Regions from separate parts of the Homo sapiens genome. Here regions 1, 3 and 4 are each linked to region 2. A link is an interaction called in ENCODE POLR2A ChIA-PET data of the cell type or tissue named here. Cell type or tissue: K562. All regions are shown on one strand.

Region 1 (4,000 bases), 61 kb after region 2:
AGGATACAGGTAAGGAAGAGACTGGGGTGGAATGGAGGCAGGACTCAGGAAGAAGTATCCCTTGGGGAACACAGAAGGTATTCTGAAAGGGCATTGACCCCCATCCTCAACCCACATCCCTGCAGGGAGTCTGGAATGAAGGGGCAGATCCTGGTTAATGGAAGGCCACGGGAGCTGAGGACCTTCCGCAAGATGTCCTGCTACATCATGCAAGATGACATGCTGCTGCCGCACCTCACGGTGTTGGAAGCCATGATGGTGAGGGCTGGATAGTCACCCCTCCTCCCAGCAACCCCCTCTGTCTGCTGTCGCCACCTTCACCATTGGCGGAGGGTTCAAGGCAGAGCTCCCTCCCACACATACTTTTCTTGCTTACTCTCTGGGCCCCAGGTCTCTGCTAACCTGAAGCTGAGTGAGAAGCAGGAGGTGAAGAAGGAGCTGGTGAGTGGGGAAGGGAGGCAGTGGGACCACTCCCTTTTGTGGTGCTGCTGAGCTCAAGGCCCCGAGCTGGGAGTGGGAGAGTGGTGGCCTAGGCCGAGACAATGCACTTAAGGGAGATGCTTTTTGAAGCTGGGGTGGTGCCTGGGGGAAGCAGAGACTCCGAAGCTGACCTGGCATGGGTGGGGTGGGGCCAGGTGACAGAGATCCTGACGGCACTGGGCCTGATGTCGTGCTCCCACACGAGGACAGCCCTGCTCTCTGGCGGGCAGAGGAAGCGTCTGGCCATCGCCCTGGAGCTGGTCAACAACCCGCCTGTCATGTTCTTTGATGAGCCCACCAGGTAGTTCTCTCCACCCTTTCCCACCAGGATACCCCTCTCCTCTCGGCCCTGAGCCAGGGCTGGAGGCTGCATCTTCTCCATGATCCAGAGCCTCTGTTCACAGCCTCCTGGGGCCAAGATAAGGGCTTCTTCCTCATCTCCACCCTTGCCAATTCTGTTGCTGTGAGCTGCCCCATCCTTCGCCTGGGCAGAGATCTAGGTGTCCTCCTTGATTGACACCTCCCTCTCCAGTCACCCTCAGCCATCAGTCACCAAGTCCTGTTGATTCTGCCTCCTTTTGATATCTCTCAGATTTGCCCTGCCCCATCTCTAATGTTGATGTTAAGTTCAGGACAGCAACAGATTCTTATCTGCTTGTCTCCAGTGTCTCCCAGTCAATCCTTTCTCCAAACTGCAGCTACAGTGAACTTTCTTTTATTTTTTTAAGATGGAGTCTCGCTCTGTCACCCAGGCTGGAGTGCAGTGGCACAATCTCGGCTCACTGCAACCTCTGACTCCCGGGTTCAAGCGATTCTCCTGCCTCAGCCTCTTGAGTAGCTGGAATTACAGGCGTGTACCACCACACCCAGCTAGTTTTTGTATTTTTAGTAGAGATGGGGTTTCACCATGTTGGTCAGGCTGGTCTTGAACTTCTGACCTCAGGTGATCCACCCGCCTTGGCCTCCCAAAGTGTTGGGATTACAGGCGTGAGCCACCGTGCCCGGACAGAGTGAACTTTCTAAAGACAAGTCTGCAGTGCTCACTCCCCTGCTTAAAACATGCAGTGTTTCCTTTCTGACTTGTCCTCGAAATAAAGTCAGGTGACTTACAAGGGCCTGGTCTGAACCTACTTCTCCAGCCTCAAGTCATGTACTTTATGCTCTAATAATACTGAGTTGCTTGTAATTCCCTGGTCAAGCCACATGTTTCATGCCTCTAAGCTTTGCCCATGCTGTGTCTTCTGCTGGAATGCCCTTCACCACTGTGCCTGCCCTCTCCCCTTCACCTGCTTAGCTCTTACTCCTGGGCTCGCTCAGGAACCTTCTCTGACTACCCTCCAACACCTGCTACAGCTGAGCTGAATCCGCCCCCTCTTTCACCCAGTGTTGCTACAGCACTTTCCACATTACCCAAAATCATCTGTGTGCTTGTCTCTCTCTCCTTCCAGACCAGAGTCTATGTCTTATTTATGCATCATTGTAATCCCAGTGCCTGGCATACAACAGGTCCTCAATATATGCTTATGAAACTGAACAGTGCTCTTGGCTTCTGGGTATCCCTCCAAGTGCCTGAACCGTAAAGGATACAGATGCGGCCAGAGTGCCCTCTTCCTGCCAGCTTCATCCCCTTCACAGCAGCTGCCCCGCCCCAGACACTCCCTTCTTTTGGCCTCACCCACCTCACGTGGCCCCCTGGTGGCCTCTCTCTGGACAGTGGTCTGGATAGCGCCTCTTGTTTCCAAGTGGTGTCCCTCATGAAGTCCCTGGCACAGGGGGGCCGTACCATCATCTGCACCATCCACCAGCCCAGTGCCAAGCTCTTTGAGATGTTTGACAAGGTGAGTGTCTCCAGGCCTCAAGGAGGATTGGCCTGAGATGGAGGGATGGAAGGGGGTCAGTAGGGGTGCCTGGCCCGCTGTTCCTTCCTTACCCTTCTCTTTCTGCTGCAGCTCTACATCCTGAGCCAGGGTCAGTGCATCTTCAAAGGCGTGGTCACCAACCTGATCCCCTATCTAAAGGGACTCGGCTTGCATTGCCCCACCTACCACAACCCGGCTGACTTCAGTGAGTGGGGGTCTGTTGGTAGGGGCTGGGAAACAGCAGTGGGCCGAACCTGGGGTCTCTGGTCTTGCACTCAGGCCTCCTAGGGGTAGAGATCTCACCGTCGCCTGCCTTCCCCACACACCCAAGGCGGGACTGACTTGCCCTTGGGAAGTGAGTGTGAATCTAAACTGAGCTCTCCACTCTGTGTCCCCAGTCATCGAGGTGGCCTCTGGCGAGTATGGAGACCTGAACCCCATGTTGTTCAGGGCTGTGCAGAATGGGCTGTGCGCTATGGCTGAGAAGAAGAGCAGCCCTGAGAAGAACGAGGTCCCTGCCCCATGCCCTCCTTGTCCTCCGGTGAGTAGGGGTGGAGAGGGCAGAGCAGGCATAGTTGGGGAGGGGAGACTGGACCATGGACAGTGGCCCTGCCAAAGAGGCTGTTCCCCAGAGGCATTGCAACCAATGGGTGCTAGGAAGAACCTAGGACTTGGAATCGACCTACTAGGAACAGCACTGTGACCTTAGGCACATTATTTAACCTCCTTGAGCTCCAGTTTCCTCATTGACTTATTCATTCAGCAAGTTCTTGTTGAGCAGCTACAGTGTGCTGTCCTCGGTCCTGGCATAGTGCCCATCTGGTAAGCAAGATCAACATGGTCCCCAGCTTAGTGGCCAGTGTGGCTTACTGTTCTCTCTAACTTAGAGATGATGATACTCACCTCACAGGGTGATTGGGAGGACTAATTAGATAATCACATAAAGCTCTTAGCACTGTAGCTGGTACAGCAGGCGTCTGCCCAGTGCTAGTTCTCTTCCTTAAATGAGACACTGTAACCCCTGAAAACCAGATTGATTAGTTTTTGTTGTTATTGTTGTCATTATCATCATTATTAAATAACATTACTGTAAAATTGGTGGCATAAAGGAATTATACCTGGCCGGATACAGTGGCCCACGCCTGTAATCCCAGCACTTTGGGAGGCCGAGGCGGGTGGGTCAGGAGATGGAGACCATCCTGGCTAACACGGTGAAACCCCATCTCTACTAAAAATACAAAAATTAGCCGGGCGTGGTGGCGGGCGCCTGTAGTCCCAGCTACTCGGGAGGCTGAGGCAGGAGAATGGCGTGAACCAGGGAGGCGGAGCTTGCAGTGAGCTGAGATTGCGCCACTGCACTCCAGACTGGGCGACAGAGCGAGACTCCGTCTCAAAAACAAAACAAAACAAAACAAAAAAAACCCAAAACAAAACAAAAAAGGAATTATACCCTTAGAGTTCATGTGTTTTGATGGATTAAAAAAGTAACCGATCTATTATTAGCCACCACGGGTGTCCATTACTTTCTTTCCATCTCCTCCCTCCCAAGTTTTTGCCCCCTTTTTGTGTCTGAATCTTGCTCTGATTCATACCCCTAAGCCTAGCTTTCAGGTACACAACTTAATGGTACAAGATTCTCTGTAGACCTGGAGGACCCCTAC
Region 2 (4,000 bases):
CCAGTGCCTACATCCCGGGCCTCAGTGCCCCATTCTCACTGCTATCTGGGGAGTGATTACCCCGGGAGACTGAACTGCAGGGTTCAAGCCTTCCAGGGATTTGCCTCACCTTGGGGCCTTGATGACTGCCTTGCCTCCTCAGTATGTGGGGGCTTCATCTCTTTAGAGAAGTCCAAGCAACAGCCTTTGAATGTAACCAATCCTACTAATAAACCAGTTCTGAAGGTGTTGTGTGTGCGCGTGTGGAGTTGGCGGGAAGATAGGAACAAACACAAAGCCCTTTCATCCTTACCTCAGAGGCTGGGACTTTTGCCCAGAGTTCTCCTGGTACGTCCTTTCTGCTTCTGCCTCAATAGTTTTCATTTCACACAGAATAAATTGTCTCCCAGGAACACCAAGAAACAGAGCCACAATCTTAAATTCCTATGGTTTGCCCCTTCAGTTAACAGTAGAGCCTGTTTATATTGCATGGCCCCTCCCACCCCTATTATCAGGAAAGTATAGAAAGTCACTAATTCTACAACTCTCTTGCAAAATGAAAACAAACGCTCCATTTAAAAAAAAAACAATCCTTTAATAAAATTAGTCCATCTAAAACTCCCCAATGCCTAAGGTTCTAGTCGTGGAAGGGTTAGCTGCAGAATTCCAGTTCAGAAGCCAACGGAGGCTCAGTCCAGACAGGGATTAACCGACTTGTGCTGGTATCTAGGTGCTTGGATTGCCGAGTTGAGTTTGCTGGAAGGGAAATGGGGCGGCGTCGGGGGGCCCGACAGGCCTGGCTGCCAGTCGGCTTCCGCGAAAACGACTCTTGCTGTCCACATAGCCAGCCGTGAAGCCAAACTGCAGGCCTCTGCCCTCCCCTAAATGTCCTCCTAGGAGGCAGTCACTCGGGAGGAAGATGTGCCTGTTACCAAGTGCTTCGTCCCGGCCCCAGCGCAGACCTATGAATGAAGATGGAGGGAGAGCTGATGTGAAAGGCCTGGGTCCCGGCCGCAGAAGGGGCGCCAGACCGAAATCGGCGATCGCGTCTCTCCCACCAAAGCCTCCCGGCCAGCGGCCGCGTCTGAAAGTCCTGGGCTAAGCACCACGCCGGGGGGGTACCAGACACCCCGGCTGCAGCTGCCGAGGGCCTCACTCACCTTCAGGGCCGCCGGCCTCTCGGCCTGGACTGCCCACCTCGGCCCTGCGTCAGAGCGGAAGGCCAAGTCTTCCAGAAGGTGCTGCGGCCTCCCCGCAGCCCCTTAGCGACTCGGGATGGGGCGGCTGAGTCACGAACGCCGAGGCGGGCAGGTGCGGCGCCGCCGGCCTCCCCCCGGCAGGCTCGGGTCTTCCGCGCCACGGAGGTCCCCGAAGAGCGCCCAAGCCGCATCCGGAAGGCCCGAACCCTACCGGAGGGCGGACGGCGGACAGGGCAGGGCCCGAGGCCGACGCGGCAGGCGGTGCGGGACGGGAGCGGGGGCGGGCGGGGACTCGAGGCCGGGCGGCGAAGGCGGGCGAGGGGAGGGGAGGGGAAGGGAGCCGCGGCCCGCTTGCCCCGCAGTCTGAAGCGGCTCAGCTCTTTCCATGAGGGCGGTGGTGGCCCTTAAAAGGGCCTTTGTGGTGGCATGGGGAGGCCTGGCGGCCGGCCGCGGCGCGGGCCCTCTTAGTACTCCTGGGAGGCCTGGGTGGCCTTCTTGCCGCCCGAGGGCGCCTTCGGCCCCACGGTGGCGCTGGTCTTCTTGGGCAGCAGCACGGCCTGGATGTTGGGCAGGACGCCTCCCTGGGCGATCGTCACGCCGCCCAGCAGCTTGTTGAGCTCCTCGTCGTTGCGGATGGCCAGCTGCAGGTGGCGGGGGATGATTCGCGTCTTCTTGTTGTCGCGGGCCGCATTGCCCGCCAGCTCCAGGATCTCAGCGGTGAGGTACTCCAGCACTGCCGCCAGGTACACTGGCGCGCCGGCGCCAACGCGCTCGGCGTAGTGGCCCTTCCGCAGCAGCCGGTGTACACGGCCCACTGGGAACTGGAGGCCGGCGCGCGACGAGCGCGACTTGGCCTTGGCGCGGGCCTTGCCGCCAGTCTTGCCGCGGCCCGACATGCTAGCGAGGTAGACCGGTGAAGCACGACGGCTCAAACACTAGAACAGACGCCCGCCGCAGTGTAACTGCTGTCGCGCGCGCGCCGCGAGGCCGCCTTTATAAGCCCCCAGGACACACCTCTGCGCCCTCCTGATTGGCTCTTTTCTCCAATACCCGCCTCCGGTTGGTTGCGGTTAACCCTTGGGTGTCGCGGCTCGGCTGAGGGAGCGCGCCCGCTGATTGGTCGAATTTGAAAACCTTTTGCCCGGGGAGAAAAGGCGAGGAGGAGGGGTAGCACGCAGACTGCCAACTATCCGCTGATGTAGCCAATCCTTGTAAAGCGCGCGAGATTTAAACACTACAATCGGAAACCAGAAGCGGAAGACCAAAGGGGTGGAGTCTGAGGCCACCTAGAGAGCGTCTGGGAAATCTGTGCCGGCGTAGGATTTTTAAAGGAAAGGGGTCAATATTATAGCTACTGCAGCCCTCCTTTCCAGGTCCAGTCACTCCCTACTCCCTTCTCCTACCTGACAAAGGGAGAATGGAAAAGTGAAGAAATTAGACCCCTTAAAAGTTTTCTTTTTTTTCTTTCTTTCTTTTTTTAATAGACCGGGTGTCACTGGCTCTGTCACCCAGGCTGGAGTGCAGTAGTGTGATCTCAGCTCACTGCAGCCTCGAACTCCTGGGTTCAAGGAATCCTCCCTGCTAAACCTCCCTCGTAGCTGGTACTACAAGTGCTCCACCACACTTGGCTAATTATTTTATTTTTGTAGAGACGGAGTCTCGTTTTGTTGCCCAGGCTGTCTTGAATTCCTGGGCTCAGGCAATCCTCCTGCCTCAGCCTCCTAAAGTGCTGGGATTACAGGCATGAGCCACTGCACCCGGTGACTCTTTGAAAGTTTGTTCCCATGCCAGGAAACAGGATAACTTCAATTTTGTGGCCCTCCATGCCACCTCTAGTATCAGGATTTAAATATTTATTCAATATGTTCTGTTTGGTCTCAGTTCTGTTCACTTCTTGTTAGACGGGGTCTGATGGGGCAGAGAGATAGGCATCCTGTTGGAGGAAGTACCCCCACCACCCCTCCCAATCTACCCAAAAATGCCCATATAGGAAATATACCTACATAAACAATAAGAAAAAGACAACACTTTATTGTCTCCATTGAGAGCATGTGGCCCCCTGCTTAGTTCTTACTAATCAGAACACTTAATTTACAATCAAATGACATGTCACCGTGGAGCCTGTGTTCCTAGCCCTGGCCCAAGTTCTATCCCAAAAACCAGTGGTTCCTTGAGAGTCAGGACTCTGAAATGTGAGTGTGGATAACTGCAAAAAAAGCTGCTGTATCCCACCCTATGAGGCTGCAAAGATGGGATGGAGAGGGAGAGAGTAGCAAGTTGCAGAAAGCCATAGGTAAAATCCAATCAGTAGTCAGCAGAGGGCAAGAAACGCCCAGGATGCCAATGATCACAGAGAAAGGAAAATGCTGAGAACAAAATCTGGAGGAGTATGAAGAGTGAGAGAGGCCTGGGCAAGGAGGCAGTCTGGGACCAGAGAGAGAGGTCAGCCTGAGTCAGGAATCCTAGAGACTGTGAGGTAAAGGACAATGATCAAGGGACTCAGACATCATAGAAGAGTCGAACGAGCTGATATCGAATGGAGAAGGTGATGGCACTGCCCAGGATCTGCAAGGAGAAATGGACTGGAGTAAGAATCACGCAGAAAGGGAGACACGGAGGTATAAACTCGATTCCCATCCTCACCTGCAGCAGCAGCAGGAGCAATGTGAGGTTTCTCTCATGTATGGGCCCAAGGACTTTAAGTAGCAAGTTGATGAGGGTCATGTTGTTACATTCAGTGAATTCACCATCTTCAGTCTCACTCTGGTGTACTGTCACCAGCTGGAGGCTCTCTGCCACCTGGAGGGACCAGAGGTGAAGAG
Region 3 (4,000 bases), 77 kb after region 2:
TAATTATTACTGGAAAATCTAGGCACAGAAAAGCCACTGAAAATGAACACAGGACTCCTATCTGAGCTTGCTGGTGGCCAAGAAGGAAAAAGGACACCTAAATAAAGCAGTTTACCAGGGTGGAACTCAGGGAAAGGTGTTCGTGAAGCTTCAGGGGAGAGGCAAGACGTGGCAGGAAGGCCAGGTGTGATGGCTCACACTTGTAATCCCAGCACTTTGCAAGGCCAAGGCAGGCAGATTACCTGAGGTCAGAAGTTCAAGACCAGCTTAACCAACATGGTAAACCCCGTCTCTACTAAAAATACAAAAATTAGCCCAGTGTGGTGGTGGGCGCCTGTAATCCCAGCTACTTGGGAGGCTGAGGCAGGAGAATCGCTTGGGCCCGGGAGGCATAGGCTTCAATGAGCCACAATCATGCCTGGGCAACAGAGGGGCACTCCATCTCAAAAAAGAAAAAAGAAAAAAAAGGTGGTAGGAGATAAAATGGGATTCCTCAAGCTGGAGTTTGGGAGAGGGACGAGAGCTGAAAACCAGGCCAGGGCTTCAGCAGGGCCAACATTTGAGGAAGGGCTGATCCTCTCCTGGGAGGAAGGTCCCTCCTTGGCTGGAATGGGGTTAGGGGTGCAGGGGAGGAGTGGTGGCAGTGATCCATTCGTACTATTCTTCTTGCAGGACAGAAGTCGGTCCTAGGCCCCCCAGGCTCTGACCTTCTTTCCCAGGATGAGGTGGGGCCACCATTTGCCCAGGGCCTCTTGGGGCTCTGGTTTTAGAAGAGCACTCCAGCGACCAGGTGAGCAGGAAGCAGGGGTTTCTGTTTTTACCTCTTTCTTGCTTTCCAGGGTCCACATGATGCCTCCAAGACAGCAGGGATCCAGACACCAGGTGCACTAGTCTCAGCTCCGTGGTTCTCTAGCTGTTGACCTTGAGCATGTCGCTTCACCTTCCTCAGCTGCCTTTTTCCCAACCTAAAATAAGGGAGTTGGACTTGGCCAGGTGCGGTGGCTCATGCCTGTAATCCTAGCACTTTGGAAGGCCGAGGCAGGCGGATCACAAGATCAGGAGTTTGAGACCAGCCTGGCAACATGGTGAAACCCTGTCTCTATTAAAACTACAAAAAAAAAAATTAACCAGGTGTAGTGGTGCACACCTGTAATCCCAGCTAGTTGGGAGGCTGAGGCAGGAGAATCATTTGAACCGGGAGGCAGAAGTTGCAGTGAGCTGAGATCGCACCATTGCACTCCAGCCTGGACAATAGAGTAAGACTCTGTCTCAAAAAAAAAAAAAGAGAGTTGGACTAGATCATCTTCGAGAGTCTCTTGTAGCTACATAAGTCTAGGAACTTGTCTGATTTTACTTTACATACAACAGAGATTTACTGAGTGCCTGCCGTACCGCAGACCTGGTGTTAAGTTCTAAGTAAATAATTGTGAACAAAAACAGACGTAAAGGGGACAAAAAAATTTTAAAACACCCAAATGTGATCCCTCTCATGGAGGAGAGAGGAATGAATGTTAATCGAATAATCACACAATGAAATATAAAATTGCAAAATAACTGCTGCAAAGGGGCAGTACATGCTGCTATGAGAGCAAATACTGGGGGGTTTGATGTAGACATGGGTTCTGTGTATTGCATGGGATCTGCAGATGCTATTTCTTCCTTCTCTCTGTAGATGATCGTATCCCCTTCCTGATCCACTGGAGTTGGCCCCTTCAAGGGGAGCGTCCCTTTGGGCCCCCTAGGTGAGGCCTGGGTGTCATACCTTAGGACTAGTCTGGGCACAACAGAGCAGACTGGGAAGGGTCAGGACTTGGGGCTAGCTTGATCTCTTGGGGACCTTGGGGAGGGGCTTGGTCCTTTGGGGGTGGGAGGACAGTGGCAGCTCCAAGGCCTGAGAGGAAGTTGGCTTAGATCATCTGTGGTAGAAGGCATAGTAGTCAGTGGAGGGAGGACCCTGTGGGAAGTGGGTGGAGCCTCACATGGCCAGCCTGAGTTCCAGGCGGGCAGTCAGCAGTGGGGTCTGGAGGGCTAGGGCTAAGGCCTCAGCACCTGGGAAGGGTGTGAGAGTCAGACAAGCCTCTAAACTTGGGGGTCCAGTGTGGGGCCTTTATCTCAGGAAACCAGAAGTCTAGCAGTGCAGATAGGCTTGGACCCAGAGCCTGTGAAGGGGCTGATCCAAGTTACAAGTCCCAGCTCATCCCCTCTCCTTGTTCCCAGGGCCTTTATACGCCACCACGGAAGCTCGGTAGATAGCGCTCCCCCACCCGGGAGGCATGGACGGCTGTTCCCCAGCGCCTCTGCAACTGGTAAAGGGACTGGCTGGGACCCTGGTCAGGGGGTGTGGTGGGCAGACGGGGCTGGAAGGAGAAGCAGGGTGAGGGAGGCATAGAGGATCCACTGCCATCTTCCATCGGTGGTCCCTCCTCCTCTCTCTCTCTCCCTCCCATCCGTCTATGTATCCCTTCCTGCAATACTCTTGCAATGCACACTTATATGTACAAAGCGCTAGGAGAGCCATACCATCCCTATGCTCAACAAAGTTGGGTCAAGCAGGTTAAGACGGCACATAGGTCACTGTGAAACCAGTTTGTCCAGTGGCTTCCCACTTTCTGACATAGGGGTTCCAGACTTTCTGGACAGTCTATATTTTCTCAGGGAGTCTTGTGTGCCCACCATTGTGGGCCCCAGCATCTATGCCGTGATGTCCCAGCCTGACCTCACCACCGCCCTGATTGGCCCTAAGCTACATCTCCAGGCCCCTTTCCCTGACACATTTCCCTTATCTTCCCACTCAGAAGCTATACAGCGGCACCGCCGGAACCTGGCTGAGTGGTTCAGCCGGCTGCCCAGGGAGGAGCGCCAGTTTGGCCCAACCTTTGCCCTAGACACGGTCCACGTTGACCCTGTGATCCGCGAGAGTACCCCTGATGAGCTACTTCGCCCACCCGCGGAGCTGGCCCTGGAGCATCAGCCACCCCAGGCCGGGCTCCCCCCACTGGCCTTGTCTCAGCTCTTTAACCCGGATGCCTGTGGGCGCCGGGTGCAGACAGTGGTGCTGTATGGGACAGTGGGCACAGGCAAGAGCACGCTGGTGCGCAAGATGGTTCTGGACTGGTGTTATGGGCGGCTGCCGGCCTTCGAGCTGCTCATCCCCTTCTCCTGTGAGGACCTGTCATCCCTGGGCCCTGCCCCAGCCTCCCTGTGCCAACTTGTGGCCCAGCGCTACACGCCCCTGAAGGAGGTTCTGCCCCTGATGGCTGCTGCTGGGTCCCACCTCCTCTTTGTGCTCCATGGCTTAGAGCATCTCAACCTCGACTTCCGGCTGGCAGGCACGGGACTTTGTAGTGACCCGGAGGAACCGCAGGAACCAGCTGCTATCATCGTCAACCTGCTGCGCAAATACATGCTGCCTCAGGTGGGTGGCCCTTTACCCCAGGTTATCACTGCTGCCCGTTGACTCGCCCCCTAGGTCCTGGGTTACTTTAACTCCTGGTCCCTTCACTTCCCAGTGGTGCGACCCTGAGCAAGTCAGTAACTTCCCCAGCCTTCTGTTCCTTTCTTTTTGAGTTGCTCTGATCAAATGGGGTACTGCATATAATATTAGCACAGCGGCCTGGATCACAGCAGGTGTTCAGTAATTGCTAGTTATAACTGTTATCCTCATCAATGTCTTCATCCTTGGACACTCCGTCTTCAGGGGTCCCCTGGGAATAGAAGCAGTCAACAGGACACTAAGGTCTTTCTTAACTCTCAACCATGCTCTTCCCAGGCCAGCATTCTGGTGACCACTCGGCCCTCTGCCATTGGCCGTATCCCCAGCAAGTACGTGGGCCGCTATGGTGAGATCTGCGGTTTCTCTGATACCAACCTGCAGAAGCTCTACTTCCAGCTCCGCCTCAACCAGCCGTACTGCGGGTATGCCGTTGGCGGTTCAGGTGTCTCTGCCACACCAGCTCAGCGTGACCACCTGGTGCAGATGCTCTCCCGGAACCTGGAGGGG
Region 4 (4,000 bases), 96 kb after region 2:
TCACAGGCTGGCCCAGGTGCTCCCTCCCTTCCTGCAGGCCCACCTGCCAGCAGAGGGTGTGGTTGGAGGCCTCAGACAGGTCCCTGAAGGAGTCTGAGGCTCCAGAGGATGTCATATGGGAGTTTTAGAGAGCTGTGTCCCAAGGATGAAGGTGTGGCTGTGGGTCTGGCTAGGATTGAAGCCATCTGGACCTTTTCTAGATATGACTCCAGGACCCTTGAGTGTAATGCAAAAATTTGGAGACCAGCTATGCCTGCCCTCTGTGGGTGCCTTAGCATTGCGGGAGGGTGGTGCTTGGTCACCGTTGCATTTGTTATAGAAATGGCCATTCGCCATAAATCTGACTGCCTGTGTTTGTGTTGGTGGGGGTAAGGGGCAGTGGTGTGAAGGGACCAAAAGGGCCTCAGGCTCAAGGGGTGGGATGCGGCTCCTGCAGGAGAGAGGTTGAGACCTGGTCAAATTTATTTCCTATCAATCACTGAATCTCAGGGATAATGGGTCAACCCAGAACTGAGATGTCTGTATGACAGCCACTCCTAAAAATAAACAACAACAAAAACAAAAAAAGAAGAAAACTAAATAAAAATAAAAATAAAAATAAGATCCACTTCTCTCTGCCAAACGGCCAGAGCCCACAGCTCTATTGAGTTCTACATCAAGACACTTTATTGCTGGGGCCTCAGAGAACACTAGAGACTAGGGGCTGGTGGCCTCAAAGATCCAGGGGGGGTGAGTCCAAACTGGCGTTGCTGCTCCTTGTGCCTGGCGTGAAGTCTCAGTGCTGCCCCATCCCACTGCTGCTTGATGGCTCTCAGCTTGGCCAAGAGCCTGTCCAGACTGTCCTGCAGACATCAATATTTCAGACCCCAGAAAGAGAGAGAGGGAAGGAGTGAGTGCTGCCCCAGGTTGGTTCATAAGCTTTCCTTGCCCAGTAGACATGGTCGTATCCCCTCTGTCTGCCCTCAGGATAGAGCAGGGCTCCCTTGGAGACGCTCCTTCTCCTTAACCCTGGGTTGTCAGTCATCATACGAGCTGGGGTTTGTGGGCATGGGGGAGTCCTGGGTACTGGGATGGCTGGGATCCAGGGGGTGGTGCTTACGTGTAAGATTTCCTCATACTTCGCCTCCATGTCTGCCATGTGGGCCCGAAGCTGAGCCAGGGCCTGGTCCCGCTCTCCGAGAGCTTGTTCAGCCTCTTCCCGGGCAGCTGCAGCCTCCCTTTGGCATGCCTCTGGGGGCAGGCAGGATGAAAGAGAGCAGGATGGTGACACTCTATCCTTGACCAGTCTCTCCAAAGGTATCTGGAAAGGAGACCTCAAATGGGCTCGTTCCAGACTCCCCCAGCATCACCAAATTTCCCGCAGTCCCTGTAAAAGCTGAAGCTCCACTGAGGTATATAGCAGAGAGTGGCGGGCTTGAGATAGAAGGCTCCAAAGTCGGATTACTACCTAGGTGACCACATGCATGTCTCTTTCTGAGCCTTGGTGTCTTCATCTTTTTTTTTTTTTTTAGATGGAGTCTCACTCTGTCGCCAGGCTGGAGTGCAGTGGCGCGATCTCAGCTCACTGCAACTGCCACCTCCTGGGTTCAAGCAATTCTCCTGCCTCAGCCTCCCGAGTAGCTGGGATTACAGGCACATGCCACCATGCCCAGCTAATCTTCGAATTTTTAGTAGAGATGGGGTTTCACCATGTTGGCCAGGATGGTCCCTATCTCTTAACCTTGTGATCCGCCCGCCTCGGCCTCCCAAAGTGGTGGGATTACAAGTGTGAGCCACCGCGGCTGGCTGGTGTCTTCATCTGTAAAGAGAGAATGACACATCCCTCAGGGGCATGCTGTGACCTTTAAACATGATAAATGGATGACAAAGCACCTAGCTAGTATACAGGAGGTGCTCAGTAAACATTGATTCATTGGCCGGGTGCGGTGGCTCACGCCTGTAATCCTAGCACTTTGGGAGGCCGAGGAGGGCGGATTACCTGAGGTCAGGAGTCCGAAACGAGCCCGGCCAACATAGGTGAATCTCCATCTCTACTAAAAATACAAAAATTAGCCAGGCATGGTGGCGCACACCTGTAATCCCAGCTACTCGGGAGACTGAGGCAGGAGAATTGCTTGAACGTAGGAGGTGGAGGTTGCAGTGAGCCGAGATTTGCCATTGCACTCCAGAATGAGCGACCAGAGTGAAACTCCGTCTCAAAACAAAAAACAAAAAACAAAAAAATCCCCAAAACAACAACAGCAAAAACAAAAACAATTGAGTCATTGATTGACTTGGAATTTGAGGTAAAGCAAAGATTAGGAAAGGAACCCAGAGTCTGAATGGCAGATAAGCAGCTCCTGGCCATCTATAGCTAAACCGAAGGCCTTTTTTTTTTTTTTTTTAGTTGGAATCTTACTCTGTTGCCGAGGCTGGAGTGCAGTGGTGCGATCTCGGCTCACTGCAGCCTCCGCCTCCTGGGTTCAAGTGATTCTCCTGACTCAGCCTCCCAAGTAGCTGAGATTACAGGCACACGCCACCATGCTCAGCTAATTTTTGTAATTTTAGTAGAGATGGCATTTCACCATACTGGCCAGGCTGGTCTCAAACTCCTGGCCTCAAGCAATTCTCTTGCCTTGGCCTCCCAAAGTGCTGGGATTACAGGGGTGAGCCACCGCACCCGGTTGAAGGCATTTTTAAGGTATGAAAACTTTGAGACCAAAATTGTGAAAGAGCTCATGTGTCATGCTGAGATATTTCAACATTATTTTGTAAGCAAGAGACAAGAGAAGCAAAGGCTTCCTGGTTTTTAAAAATATTTTTGCTTATTAGGAGTGTTTATTCATTTATTTGGTGAACAGTTATTTAGGATCTACCAGATGCTAGGTCTTGAAGATACAGAAGTAAATAAGTCAAACATTTCCCCTTAGTTTCATTGTAGAAATCAGCTAAACTAAAAGGGAATATGTTTTGCTCACAAGAGACATGGCAGTGGTGGGGAGTTAGGGCTGGACTTGAGAGGAGGAAATGGGGTGTGAGGCCTACATCTTCTTTTTTATTTTTATTTATTTTTTTGAGACAGAGTCTTGCTCTGTTGCCCAGGCTGGAGTGCAATGGCGTGATCTCGGCTCACTGCAACCTCTGCCTCCTGGGTTCAAGCGATTCTCCTGCTTCAGCCTCCCGAGTAGCTGGGATTACAGGTGTGCGCCACCACATCCGGCTAATTTTTATATTTTTAGTAGAGACGGGGTTTTGCCATTTGGCCAGGCTGTTCCTGGACTCCTGACCTCAGGTGATCCGCCCGCCTTGGCCTCCCAAAGTGCTGGGATTACAGGCCTGAGCCACCGCGCCTGGAGCCTCTTCTTTACTTACAGCAGAGATTTTTGGTATCCCGAACCCTCTGCTGCAGTCCTCAGTGGTGGAGGGTCAGCGAAAGTGGGGAAAGTGATCCAAGAGCCCAGACGGCAGCTTTCTGGAGCAGAGACTTTGAAGTCTACCCCTTCATGCTGGCCCTTGCTGCAACTCTTGGAGAGAAGGGGCTTGGAGGGTGGGGAAACCTACCTAGCTGCCCCCGAAGGCCTTTGACTTCTTCCTCCAGCTGCTTGCTGCGGGTTTGCATATCCTCCTGCAGGGCATGGCACTGGCGACTCATCTCTGGGGTGGGGGCAGTGGGCCACCAGGGACCCAGGTTGGAGATGGAGGGATGGAGAAAGGAAATGAAGTTGTGGGTGGGGAAGACTCTACTTGGTCTAGTGGAACAGGAGCACAAAGGCCTTCTTGGTTCTTTTTGTGATTCTGAGAAGCTGCAGACCATGAAAACCTGAGGAAGGGACAGGAAGCCCGACCTACCTCCCCCAGTCCAGCTTTGGATGGGGATGCTAGCCCTTCTCCCCGCCCATGGGCTGATTGAGATGATGGCTATGACTGCATGTGTATCCTACACAGCATCAAGCACATGGCACCAGGCATCCTGGAAGGCCCCTGCCTGGGATCCCAGGAACCTACCTGCCTTTGGTTCCTG

Evidence for each region. ChIA-PET counts read pairs that join two places held together with the same protein. Peaks named below come from ENCODE experiments on the same cell type or tissue, not always from the same donor. Only the 100,000 strongest peaks of a DNase experiment are listed, where the experiment ranks them.
Region 1: POLR2A ChIA-PET joins it to region 2 with 5 read pairs; 23 of 35 experiments call an interaction of 5 or more read pairs at or near these places.
Region 3: POLR2A ChIA-PET joins it to region 2 with 5 read pairs; 24 of 35 experiments call an interaction of 5 or more read pairs at or near these places.
Region 4: POLR2A ChIA-PET joins it to region 2 with 9 read pairs; 29 of 35 experiments call an interaction of 5 or more read pairs at or near these places.

The regions. Positions count from the first base shown.
Region 1 is chr11:119,154,135-119,158,134 of GRCh38, forward strand. It overlaps ABCG4 (ATP binding cassette subfamily G member 4), which reads left to right. Exons shown (of 15, transcript NM_022169.5): 3 at 1-9; 4 at 126-258; 5 at 391-441; 6 at 636-781; 7 at 2,195-2,318; 8 at 2,430-2,544; 9 at 2,738-2,880. Among named protein-coding and RNA genes, the nearest start is that of ABCG4, 7.1 kb to the left of the region's middle. RefSeq lists an enhancer at 2,513-3,013. In K562, a CTCF peak has its summit at 2,172 (motif pointing left); a DNase peak (open chromatin) is centred at 2,157; H3K27me3 peaks cover 379 bases.
Region 2 is chr11:119,093,321-119,097,320 of GRCh38, forward strand. HMBS (hydroxymethylbilane synthase) reads left to right here. Exons shown (of 14, transcript NM_000190.4): 14 at 1-229. It overlaps H2AX (H2A.X variant histone), which reads right to left and starts at 2,145. Exons shown (of 1, transcript NM_002105.3): 1 at 554-2,145. The coding sequence starts at 2,074. The coding sequence ends at 1,643. DPAGT1 (dolichyl-phosphate N-acetylglucosaminephosphotransferase 1) reads right to left here. Exons shown (of 9, transcript NM_001382.4): 8 at 3,822-3,977; 9 at 3,190-3,743. The coding sequence ends at 3,678. RefSeq lists enhancers at 942-1,161, 1,075-1,638, 1,639-2,202, 1,652-2,081, 2,203-2,766 and 2 more and silencers at 1,252-1,381, 1,392-1,531, 2,232-2,331. In K562, CTCF peaks have their summits at 1,701 (motif pointing right) and 2,433; DNase peaks (open chromatin) are centred at 1,681 and 2,291; H3K4me3 peaks cover 2,188 bases.
Region 3 is chr11:119,170,684-119,174,683 of GRCh38, forward strand. NLRX1 (NLR family member X1) reads left to right here. Exons shown (of 10, transcript NM_001282144.2): 2 at 673-790; 3 at 1,673-1,742; 4 at 2,218-2,306; 5 at 2,796-3,415; 6 at 3,770-4,000. The coding sequence starts at 721. Among named protein-coding and RNA genes, the nearest start is that of NLRX1, 4.0 kb to the left of the region's middle. In K562, no CTCF peak of the experiment used is centred here; a DNase peak (open chromatin) is centred at 1,978.
Region 4 is chr11:119,189,611-119,193,610 of GRCh38, forward strand. NHERF4 (NHERF family PDZ scaffold protein 4) reads left to right here. Exons shown (of 11, transcript NM_001168468.2): 11 at 1-603. It overlaps DRC12 (dynein regulatory complex subunit 12 homolog), which reads right to left. Exons shown (of 7, transcript NM_001145018.3): 5 at 3,541-3,633; 6 at 1,100-1,230; 7 at 644-842. The coding sequence ends at 690. SNORD150 (small nucleolar RNA, C/D box 150) reads right to left here and starts at 1,031; the gene lies at 957-1,031. RefSeq lists an enhancer at 1,690-1,984. In K562, no CTCF peak of the experiment used is centred here; a DNase peak (open chromatin) is centred at 1,871.